Regions from separate parts of the Homo sapiens genome. Here region 2 is linked to region 1. Evidence: read pairs that join two places in POLR2A ChIA-PET (ENCODE). Cell type or tissue: Caco-2. All regions are shown on one strand. Each heading gives the region's core, and the rest is flanking DNA. Links, peaks and the distances in the headings are about the cores only. Region 1 overlaps LOC105372671 (a long non-coding RNA gene). Region 2 overlaps TSHZ2 (teashirt zinc finger homeobox 2).

The links. Peaks named below come from ENCODE experiments on the same cell type or tissue, not always from the same donor. Only the 100,000 strongest peaks of a DNase experiment are listed, where the experiment ranks them.
Region 2: POLR2A ChIA-PET joins it to region 1 with 8 read pairs; 3 of 35 experiments call an interaction of 5 or more read pairs at or near these places.

What each region holds. Positions count from the first base shown.
Region 1 is chr20:53,511,889-53,517,270 of GRCh38, forward strand. It overlaps LOC105372671 (a long non-coding RNA gene), which reads right to left. Exons shown (of 4, transcript XR_001754720.2): 3 at 5,374-5,382; 4 at 5,030-5,284. Among named protein-coding and RNA genes, the nearest start is that of TSHZ2-AS1, 10 kb to the left of the region's middle. In Caco-2, for the core only: no CTCF peak of the experiment used is centred there; DNase peaks (open chromatin) are centred at 1,783, 2,113 and 4,073; H3K4me3 peaks cover 402 bases.
Region 2 is chr20:53,294,074-53,299,455 of GRCh38, forward strand. All of the region lies in intron 2 of TSHZ2 (teashirt zinc finger homeobox 2), which reads left to right. Among named protein-coding and RNA genes, the nearest start is that of TSHZ2-AS1, 210 kb to the right of the region's middle. In Caco-2, for the core only: no CTCF peak of the experiment used is centred there; no DNase peak of the experiment used is centred there.

The DNA of each region.
Region 1 (5,382 bases), core at 98-5,097:
TGAGACTCTGTCTCAAAAAAAATAAAAACAAAAATAAATAAAAATACAAAAATTAGCCAGGCGTGGTGGCAGGCACCTGTAGTCCCAGTTACTCAGAAGGCGGAGGCAGGAGAATTGCTTGAACCTGGGAGGTGGAGGTTGCAGTGAGCTGAGATTATACCACTACACTCCAGCCTGGGTGACATTCCAGAGTGATACTCCGTCTTAAAAAAACAAAACAAACAAACAAACAAAATATATATATATACATATGTCCTATAAATTCTGTCCCTCTGGAGGGCCCTCACTGCATTATAGAGGAAAACGTGCATCATGCACGGCAGAGATGAAGACACAGAGGCCCAGGTGGGAGAGCTTACAGCTGTGCAGAGCCATGGAGCAAACGGAGACCCGAGCCGAACCTCAGATCCTGAACTGCGCTGTGACAGCACAGGATCCCCTCAGCCACAAGACAGTGCCTCCTTCTACTCTTTTGCTCTCCCATTCATACTCAATATGTGGGTATTAGACTGGGAAAGAAGATCACGTGTGTTAATGTACGATCAGTAACATACCTTATATAATACACATTAATATATTATTGAGCACTGACTCTGCATTAGGTTCTTGGCACAAATAATCTGTTTTAATTCTTTTACAATTTCCTTAAAACACACATGCTCAACAAGGTGATATCCCCCCCAAATGGGCAAAAATTAATTATTGGGGAATGAAAAGCCTTAGCGATTGCCATGGTCTGTGGCCTTCCAAAGGGCCACAGAACATAAACAATATAGTAAGTATCTCTGATATTAAAATGTCATTGGTCATGGGGTCAGGCACGGCAGCTCAAGCCTGTAATCCCAACACTTTGGGAGGCTGAAGGGGGAGGATCACTTGAGGCCAAGAGTTCAAGATCAGCCTGGGCAACAAAGGGAGACCCCTATGTCTAAAAAAAAAAAAAAAAAGAAAGAAAGAAACAATTAAAAGGCATAGAATGTAGGTCTGTTTTAAAAAAAAAAAATTCATGGGGAGGGGACAAGTAGGAACAAAATGTCTTAAAACACTCCTCAAGGGAGCAATTAAAAATAAAAAGGCAATTTTAAAAAAAGGCTCACACCTATAATCCCAGCAATTTGGGAGGCCAAGGTGGGAGGGTTGCTTAAGCCCAGGAGTTCGAGACCAGCCTGGGCAACGTAGGTAGACCCCCCCCAATCTCTACAAAAAAAAAAAAAAAATCTGTTAAATTAGTCGAACACGGTGGCATGTGCCTGTGGTGGGAAGCTACTACTTGGGAGGCTGAGATGGGAGGATCACTTGAGCTCAGGAGGTCAAGGCTTCAGTGAGCCATGATCACACCACTGCTCTCCAGCCTGGGCAACAGAGTGAGACCCTGTCTTGAAAAATATGAATAATTTTTAAAATAAAAGGTTGAGTAACACCATCCTAAAATGTAGGTGTTCTCATGAATTCCGTGGTACAGGCTCAGAGAGGCAAGCTAATTTCCCCAAAGTCACACAGCAAGTAATGTGAATTCTTGTGTAGAGAAAGAATTCAAACCCACATCTATCTAAAGCCAAAAGCCACACCCTAAATGACGTCTGAATCATCTGCAGACATTAAGTCAGCAACAGTAGTAAGAATGTCCTCCAGATCTCGCCCTCAAACCAGCAGGAACGGTGGCTTCTGATAGCTTGGTAGAAATGCAAACTCAGGCCCTGCCCCAGACCTACTGAATGTGAATCCGCAAGGCGCCCTCATGACTGTGCACAGGCCTTTGCTAAGGGAGCTGGGATTCCCACGGCCACAGCTGAGCAACCCTCATCTTCCCTGAACAGCAGAGACAAAGACGCCTACGACTGTTCCCACATCCGAGGTCCCCAGCCCCAATCAGAAACTCCCTTGTCAGACTAATTATACTTATGGGTGTTCCGTGACTTGCTGTATTCCCAGAAAAAGAAAGAAAAATGAAGTTCTCTTTCAGGTTTTCAGGGTAGATAATGTCAAATATTTACAGAGCAAACATCATTCTAGAGGCGCGCCATTCTCTTTCTGCTGATTAGAGCACTGCCAATCACGCCTTGATGAGAGGGCCTGTCAGCCTTCTCAACAGCAACCCCGTCATCTCGACTGAACTGGGCATGCCTGCTGTGCTGGGGAATGCAGGGAGAGGTTCTGAAGGCAGGCCTTTGGAAGGAGGGGGCTCCAGGGTTGCCAAAGACTCACCTCTGTGGAGTAGGACGGGCTTGAAGCTGGCTGTTCAATGAAGATGCTGGAGGAAGACAGAAGAGAGGCCTTTGGTGGCCTCTCTCGTAAACCAGAGCTTCTCAGACTCGAGCTAGCATCAGAACCACCTGCAGGGCATGATACAGTGACTGGCCCTGCTCCCAGGATGCAATAGGTTTAGAATGGGGCCTGATGATTTGCCGGTCTGCAAAGCTCCCAGGTGATGCCACTGCTCTGAGCACCACACTTTGAGAACCAGGTCCGAACCTTTGCTAGTCCAGGTGTGAGCCTCTGAGCAGTACATTCAGTGTTACCCAGGAGCTTGTTAGAATGCAGAATCTTGAGAGGTGATTAATGAGTACAAATATAAAGTTAGAACAAATAATCTTCTCGTGTTCAATAGATCAGTAGGGCGACTATAGTTAGCAATAATCTATTGTACATTTCCATCTAGCTAGAAGAGAATAATTTAAATATTCATAGCATAAAGAAAGAACTTTTTTTTGAGATAGGGTTTACTCTGTCACCCAGGGTGGAGTGCAGTAATGCAATCATAGCTCACTGCAGCCTCAATCCCCTAGGTTCAAGCGATCCCTCCACCTCAGCCTCCTGAATAGCTGAAATGACAAGTGTGTACTACCACACATGGCTAATTTTTTAAATACAGACTGGGTCTCACTATGTGGCCTAGGCTGGTCTCAAGCAATCTTCCCTCACAAAGGGAAGCCTCAACCTCCCAAAGTACTGGGGTTATAGGCGTGAGCCACTGTGACCAGCCAAGAAAAGATAAATATTTAAGGTGATAGATATCCCAATTATACTAATTTGATCTTTACATATTATATAAATGTTAGCAGAATATCACAGGTACCCTGAAAATATTTACATTTATTTTATATCAATAAAATCTTTTAATTAAAAAAAAAGAAATGCAGAATCTTGGAACCTACTCTAGCTACTGAACAGAATCTGCATTTTAACAAGATCTATGAGTAATAACTGTGCACATTAAACTTTGAGAAGGCCTGGTCTGTCCATAATTACACATCAGAATCAGCTGGAGCAGCTGTTAAATGCAGATTCCTGGGCCCCACCCTGGATTTAAATAATCAGAATATTTGAGGAGCAGGACCAGGGAAATAGTATGTTTAAGGAAGTGCGCAGGTGAAGGCTCATAAAGTCAGTGGTATTGGTCTAAAGAGTGGTCTCTAAACTACCAAGGTGATGTGCACACACCTGTAACCCCCAATGGATCTTTATTTAGCGATGCAAAAATAATATATACATCTTATTATATGAATTTATTGTGCATATTATAAAACATATTCAAAAACACAATGCAGCCAGGTGCATTGGCTCACGCCTGTAATCCCAACACCTTGCGAGGCCAAGGCAGGCAGATCACACGAGGCCAGGAGTTCAAGACCAGCCTGGCCAACATGGTGAAACCCCTTCTCTTCTAAAAATACAAAAATGTGCCTAGGTAAGAAAAGGAATGAATTGTAAGCCTTGAATCCTAGCGTTGTAAAGCAAATGTCCACCTGCTCCAAACAGATGGATAAATGGATGGATTTAAATCTCTATGTGACGTGCCCGCCAGTCCTAATCCCATTCCTCTTCACAAGAACTTTTAATATTAAGGTCACGATAGCATCAAGCTTCTATTTAAATTACATTTCTTGGTTTTTGTCTACTTAAAGCAGAGTAAAAGCAGTAGGGGTGTGTGTATGTGTGTGTGTGTGTGTCCTGGTTATCTCACATTTATTTGCTTTCTTAGGTATTCTGACATTAACCCAGGCCTGCTAGGGGACATTAGTAAATATTTGGTCGTAAAGTATCTTCAAAGAACAATTTTCTGAGTTAACCACACCCGATAAAATCCTCTCGCATCACTGAAAGGCTTGTCTGGCTGTCAGGCAGTGAGATCGTTTTATTGAAAAGACTCATGATGTAGTGAACAAAAGCTTAGGAAATAAACTCTAATCCCCAAAGGAACACTCAATACAACTCTACTCACACTAAAATATTCAATTTATGGCCTATATTGAATCCTATGTCTATAATTTACTGCCCTAACTACAAAGGAGTTTTTTTAATACAAACCAATTTCAATATATTTTACTATTTTCCTTGCCTCTGTTAAAGCAGAAATAACAAATTTTGCTGAAAGCTTAGGAGATAAATGCAATAGCAATTTCCAGGGGTGCCTCTTACAATCATCTAGTTTTCATCAGACTTTAACTGAGTGCCTAGGATTGTGTCAGGTGCCCCGGGCATTGCTTTTTTTTTTTTTTTGAGACAGAGTCTCGCTCTGTTGCCCAGCTGTGCAGTGGCACAATCTTGGCTCACTGCAACCTCTGCTTCCTGGGTTCAAGCAATTCTTCTGCCTCAGCCTCCCAAGTAGCTGGGATTACAGGTGTGTGCCACCACACCCGGCTAATTTTTGTATTTTGGTAGAAACGGGGTTTCACCACATTAGCCAGGCTGGTCTCAAACTCCTGGCCTCAATTGATCGGCCCACCTCAGCCTCCCAAAGTGCTAGGATTTCAGGTGTGAGCCACCTTGCCCAGCCCATATTGCTTTTTTTTTTTTTTTTTTTTTTTTTTGAGACATACTCTCGCTCTGTCACCAGGTGGGAGCACAATGGCACGATCTTGGCTCACTGCAACCTCCACCTCTCAGGTTCAAGCGATTCTCCTGCCACAGCCTCCCCAGTAGCTGGGATTACAGGCATGCGCCACCATGCCCAGCTAATTTTTGTATTTTTAGTATAGACAGGGTTTCACCATGTTGGCCAGGTTGGCTCTATTTCTTGACCCCGTGATCTGCCCACCTCAGCCGCCCAAAGTGCTGAGATTACAGGCATGAGCCACCCTGCCCGGCCCCATATTTTTTTAGCTAGCTTCCCAGGTCCTTCTGATATGTACCCAAGCACCATAGCCCTCAGGAAAACAAAAATATGTTTATTCAGTAAACATATATAGGGTACCTGCCATGTGCCAAGAGTCATTCTAGGTGCTGTGGACACAACAGTAAAAAAACTAGACAACAGAGTCCTTCTGTTTAAAGGGCTGTCGTTCTAGAGAAAAGAGAGAAAATAAATAAATCAGTAAAATATACGCTATACAGCAGGGGTCCCCAAACCCCCGGCCACGGACGGGTACTGACCAGGACTGG
Region 2 (5,382 bases), core at 265-5,264, 220 kb before region 1:
TTCTGTGGTGTAAATACTTCCACAGTGGGAAGAGGCGCACACAGGCAGCTGTCATGAGCTCTTGTGAGCTAGGAGGGGCTGGATCTTGGCAGGTCGCTTAATCGCTCTAGCCTCCAGAGACTGAGCAAAAGGCAGGTACCTCCCTCAAAGGTTGTTAGGCAGATTAATAACAAAACATGGTAAAGCAGTTAGTGCCGAACCTAGCACTGTGGTAGACGTTTGCTAAATGGCTTGATTTACTAGTTGAGATTCCATTAGGTAAAGTCCTAATGTCTTATGCCTCAAATGTTTTAATCTTAAAAATAGTCATAAAATACTTTCCCCACCTCTTGCTCAGGATAATTGGAATGATTGAGTGAGATCATCTGCATCAACTGCTTTGGAAGTCCACAAGCTTATAAAAAAAAAAGAGAGAGAGAGAGACAGAGAGTATTTTATTAAAGTCAAGTCAAACCCAGAGAATAAATTTTTGCTGGGCAAAAATTATACAACTGAGTCATAAGTTTTTAGTTCTTCTGTCATCATTTTTTCCTGAGCTTTCAGGTTCTCCTCAGCTCCTGATACTTAAATAATTCCCATTTAAAAAGCATTTAATTGAGAGGAGCCTGGAAACTCACCAGCTCAGAGAAAAATTCAGTCCATCAAGAGGTTCTGAGAGTCTTTGGGTTTAAGTCTTTCTGATCTTTTACTCCTCAATCCTCTAATCCTTTTTGTGAGGAATCTTTCACAATCCTTGTTTTTAGTTCTTATTTCTCAAGTTTCCCTTTGAAAAGCAGGATTCCCATCACATCTCAAAGGTGAAGGCAGCATAAAGCCTGCTTCCAACAACACTACTGCGGTTACATAAAGACACGAGTCATTTCTGCTGCTGGAGGCTCCAGTGGAGTGTTCCCTTGGATTTGCTCATTTCTTTGCTTGGTCCTCCCTGTGATCTTAGAGGATTGCAGTATTTATGAACATCATCTTGTTACTTTCCATTTAGTACATTTCTGCCTAGTCATTGGTTTTTAATTTTGTCCTCGTACCCTCCATTTACAAACAGAAATGTTTAACTAATGCTTCAACAACCCAGGTTCATGGATTGACACTAATTGCTCACCATACTCATTTCCATTTGCAGGCAAAGCCAGACCTCCTGGTTGCAGGATAGCACAGTTATAAAAAATTTGCGTTCTGTGGTCCAAAACCCTCCTGTTCAAATCTTGGCCTTGCAGCTTTCTAGATGTGAATTCTGGGCAAATTACTTAAACTCTCTGTATGTCCGTTTTTCCTATAAAAACATGGATAATAATAAGACCTATCTCAAGGGGTAGTAAAGAAAGTTAAATGAGTTTATGTATACGTGTGTGTGTGTGTGTGCACGTGTATGACTTAAATAGCTCCTGATAATCACTAAAAACAAAGAAATGTTAGCTATTATCATCATAAAGCGGTGTTTCCCTAATTGTATTCACATGATATTTGTACTTTTTGCCATATCTGCAAACCCCTGTGCTTTTATTTACTTATGATAAATACTTGTATTAAAGAGGAAACTTTAATCACTAGACTAAATGGAAACCAGTATAACTTAACAAAAAAAGGAGCAAATGACAAAAGATACATAAAGTGACCACAAAACAATGTTTTCATATCTGGCCAGATCCTGATGCTTGCCTAAGTCTTGGAGCTGAGCTCTGGTTTCTCTTTGTTGGGACAAGAGGTTAAAAAGTGTTAGTGGGATGTTAAAACCTTGAACTTGAATTTGAACTTGACACTTTGAGATTTTCTTTTTTGGAGCATAGAAGAAAATTTAAAACAGCCATCTTTCACTTTATAGTTCTGTGTTTTTTGTTTTTTGCTTGTATTGCTGCCTCTATGGACCTCCTAAAAGTTTCTCTCATATATCTAATGTTCTGCACCTCATGCTTTAGCTAAGGTGAAGTTGAAGGATTCATTACTATCCAGGTCTGTAATGACTGCAAAAAAAAAAAAAAAAAAAATCCAGGCAGTTTGATGCATATTATTCTTGAAGACTGTTTCTCCTCTCAGCCTTAGTTCTGTTATCTATCCGTCCCATCTCCAAAATTTTTTTTAATGGTGTGCTTCCTTCATAAATTTTTCAGATCTAGGTCTGCGTTTTTGTCTCCTCTGAAGTCCAGAAATTGATGTCTCATTGAGGAATTTGCAATTTGCTCTGGGCTTCACAATGCTGAGCTGCCCACTTCCTGACTTAAGGAAAAGACCAGATGTCAGTGTTTATTAGTGTGATCATGCAGTTTAGTTGCTGTAAGGTTTTATTCTTAAAAGATTGCAATCTATCCTATTGCATGATCACCCAACATTCAATATGCTGGCAATTTCCAATATGTAACCTCCTTCAAATTAGGCTCAGTGTTATCTCCCTCATCCATCAGTACAGCAAGATGGGTGAAAAGTGCTGTCGAAAACAGCTGGTCAGCTGGGCTAGCATTTCCAGGGTTGTTTCATCTCAAGCCCTTTCACTCCCACACACTTTATCTTTTTCTTAAAACACAGTCTCTGGACTATCTTTGTCCTTTATCATAACTTGAGTTTGTTCTGTTCTTCCTTGGTCTGAGGTCAAAGCCATCTTCCTAGAAACTTCTTTATATTTTTGGTCCAAGGCTAAGGTTAGGGTGATACAAACCCAGAAATACATCTCTTATCTTTTCCCTGTTCAAGGCAGTTGACAGTTTTGCATAGTCACTCATATTTTTCATGCAAGCTTTGGAAATTTTCCCCAAGCAAAGAGACTGAGATGAAACCAAGTTTTAGAATTTCTGCAGGTCTAGGGACGCCATCACAAAATGGACTTTGGAGTCTGCTTATGCTGCAGATGGAATGAATGAAGTAGAAAGGGAAATGATCTGCCCAAAGTGAATCCAGGATCTTTGATTTCCAATCCATTTACCCCAGACAACTTCAAGGTAGAGAAAGTCACATGATATTTACATCCCCTCACAGTACCCTGTCCCATGACCCCTGGTGATCTGGCCATGCTGGCAAGTCATATCACCTTATTCCAAGTTATTATAGTCTTGTAATCTCTAACTGCAAAGGATTTTAGTATACCTTAAGAAATAGCAATGGGAACCAGGTCAGGAAATAAGCTCAGTGTCAATGATAAAGGCTGAAATGCAGGGGAAATTGATCCAATGAGAGAAATCTCAGAATCTTTTTTTTTTTTTTTTTTTTGAGACCAGTTCCGGCTTTGTTACTCAGGCTTGAGTGCAGTGATGCAATCAGGCTCACTGCAGCCTTGACCTCCCAGGATCAGGCGATCCTCCTGCCTCAGCCTCCAGAGTAGCTGGGACCACAGGTGTGCACCACCACGCCCAGCTAATGCTTTAATTAGCGTGCCGTCTTACCCAAGGTAGTCTTGAACACTTGGGCTCAAGCTATCCTCCTGCCTTGGTTTCTGCGATTATAGGCATGAGCCTATAAAATGCTGCGATTATAGGCATGAGCCACTGCACCTGGCCATAGAGACTTGATATGACTTATAACCTATCAACCAGTGTATTATCTTGGGCAACCTGGGGGTAGGACACAGTTAGTAGCAGGAACTCTGCAGTCTCACTAACTTGGTTTGAATCTGGGCTCCATCATTTATTAACTCTATGACCTTAAGCAAGACTTAACTTGTCCAAGCCCCACTTTCCTTGTGTATACAATGGAGAAAGTAATAGTAACACTTCTAAGGCTGCTTGAGGATTAAATGTTATAATTAGGCCCATGCCTGACACACTGAAACACTAGATAAATATTGCCTGTAATTATCATGTGACCTATTTGAATATCCCTCAACCCTGGAAGGTTTACTGCAGAATTTAGTGGCCTCTTACAGATATCAAAGAATTGGCTATGAAATTGTACAAAATGTCGAAACTTATTCTCTCCTTTCCAGGTGGGTGAGCAGGGGAGATAATGTATCCATAAAGGAGCTTCTTGGATGGGTGGTGTCTCCAACTTCTTTCGGTCACCTACCTATTATGGGTGATCCTCTTCATGAGGCATGTCCTTCTTGACCCAAAATCTGTAACCCCACCCTTTTTGTTCTAATTAGAAAAACACTCATGCATTCATTTAGATAAATATTCATTGAAAACCCACTATACGCCAGGTACTCTGCTGTACACGGAGACATCAATTGTAACTATGATATGTTCTCCTGGCCCTTACATTCTAGAGGAGAGGGGCAGAGAACAAACACGTAAACAAAAATAAACACAAAATAATTTCTAACGCAGTGTGAAAGGATACAAACCATCGCACTGGGTCTGAGAACAGTGAGAGAATCAGATTGGAGTGTAAGTTGGATGGATGGACTATGTGGACGGGGTCATCAAGGACCCCACTCTGAAGAGGTGAACTTTTTTGCTGACACATGAATAATGAGAAAGAACTGGCTTCAGAGATCTGGGGAAACAGTGTTTCAGGGAAAGGCAAAAGGATGTTTCACATACGAGAAGGAGCTTGGCTTGTTTGGGAAACAGCAAGGGGGATAGTACTGAGGCAGGGAGCGGGAGGTTGGCTTGCTGTGCAGAAGCCAGGGTGCAGGGGATCTTGTCAGCTGTCTCAGAGAGGACCTTGAGAAGTCACTGGAGGCGGGTAAACCCAGGAGTGGCAGCATCGATTTACCCTTTGAGAGAACATACTGGGATGCTACTGAGTGAGGAAAACAATAGCATAGAAGAGTGTGAAATCTAGTCTCCCTCCTTCTTAATCAAGTAAATTGTATATTGCAGTCCTTAAAAGAGATTGGTCACAAATAATTTTCAACACACCTGATAACTGTGCAAAACTTCTTTTTGTCTCATTTTTGAGAAGTGCTCTGGTAAAATATGAAGTGCCTCTGTGAAGGTGTGAGCCTCTGTCCCAAAAGGGCTTGTGGGAGTTGTTTTGGAGCTTATAGATGAGACTCTGCTTTCCAGCTCCTGTGAATTTCACAATCCCAAGAGTCAGTAGTGACATAGTCCCAGGGTAGGTGGAGAAGATTAGAGCCTGGGAATTGTCTTCTTCCTGGGCAAACCCCCAACTTAACAGATGATGTATAGCTAACTAGACCCCATCTGTTCTATAAAAGAGAGGAAGCCGCACCCTGTCTTATAGCAGCACTAGAATGTTTGAACACAGTTTGGAACAGTCCCACCAACAAGGTCAAGAAAGAATTGAGGCAACTAATTGGATAATTCATCAATTAGTTGAAATCCTCTGCCCCAAAGATTTTATGTAAAACAACTTGAACTGCTCTTTTCCCCATTAAATTACAATGACTCCTCAGCTCACCACTGCGTTTTTGTGGATATGATTGTCTTTACAAAAAATATTTTATTATAATATGGGTAAAGACTTTTTCCCTTGTTTTGCCCATTTATAAAT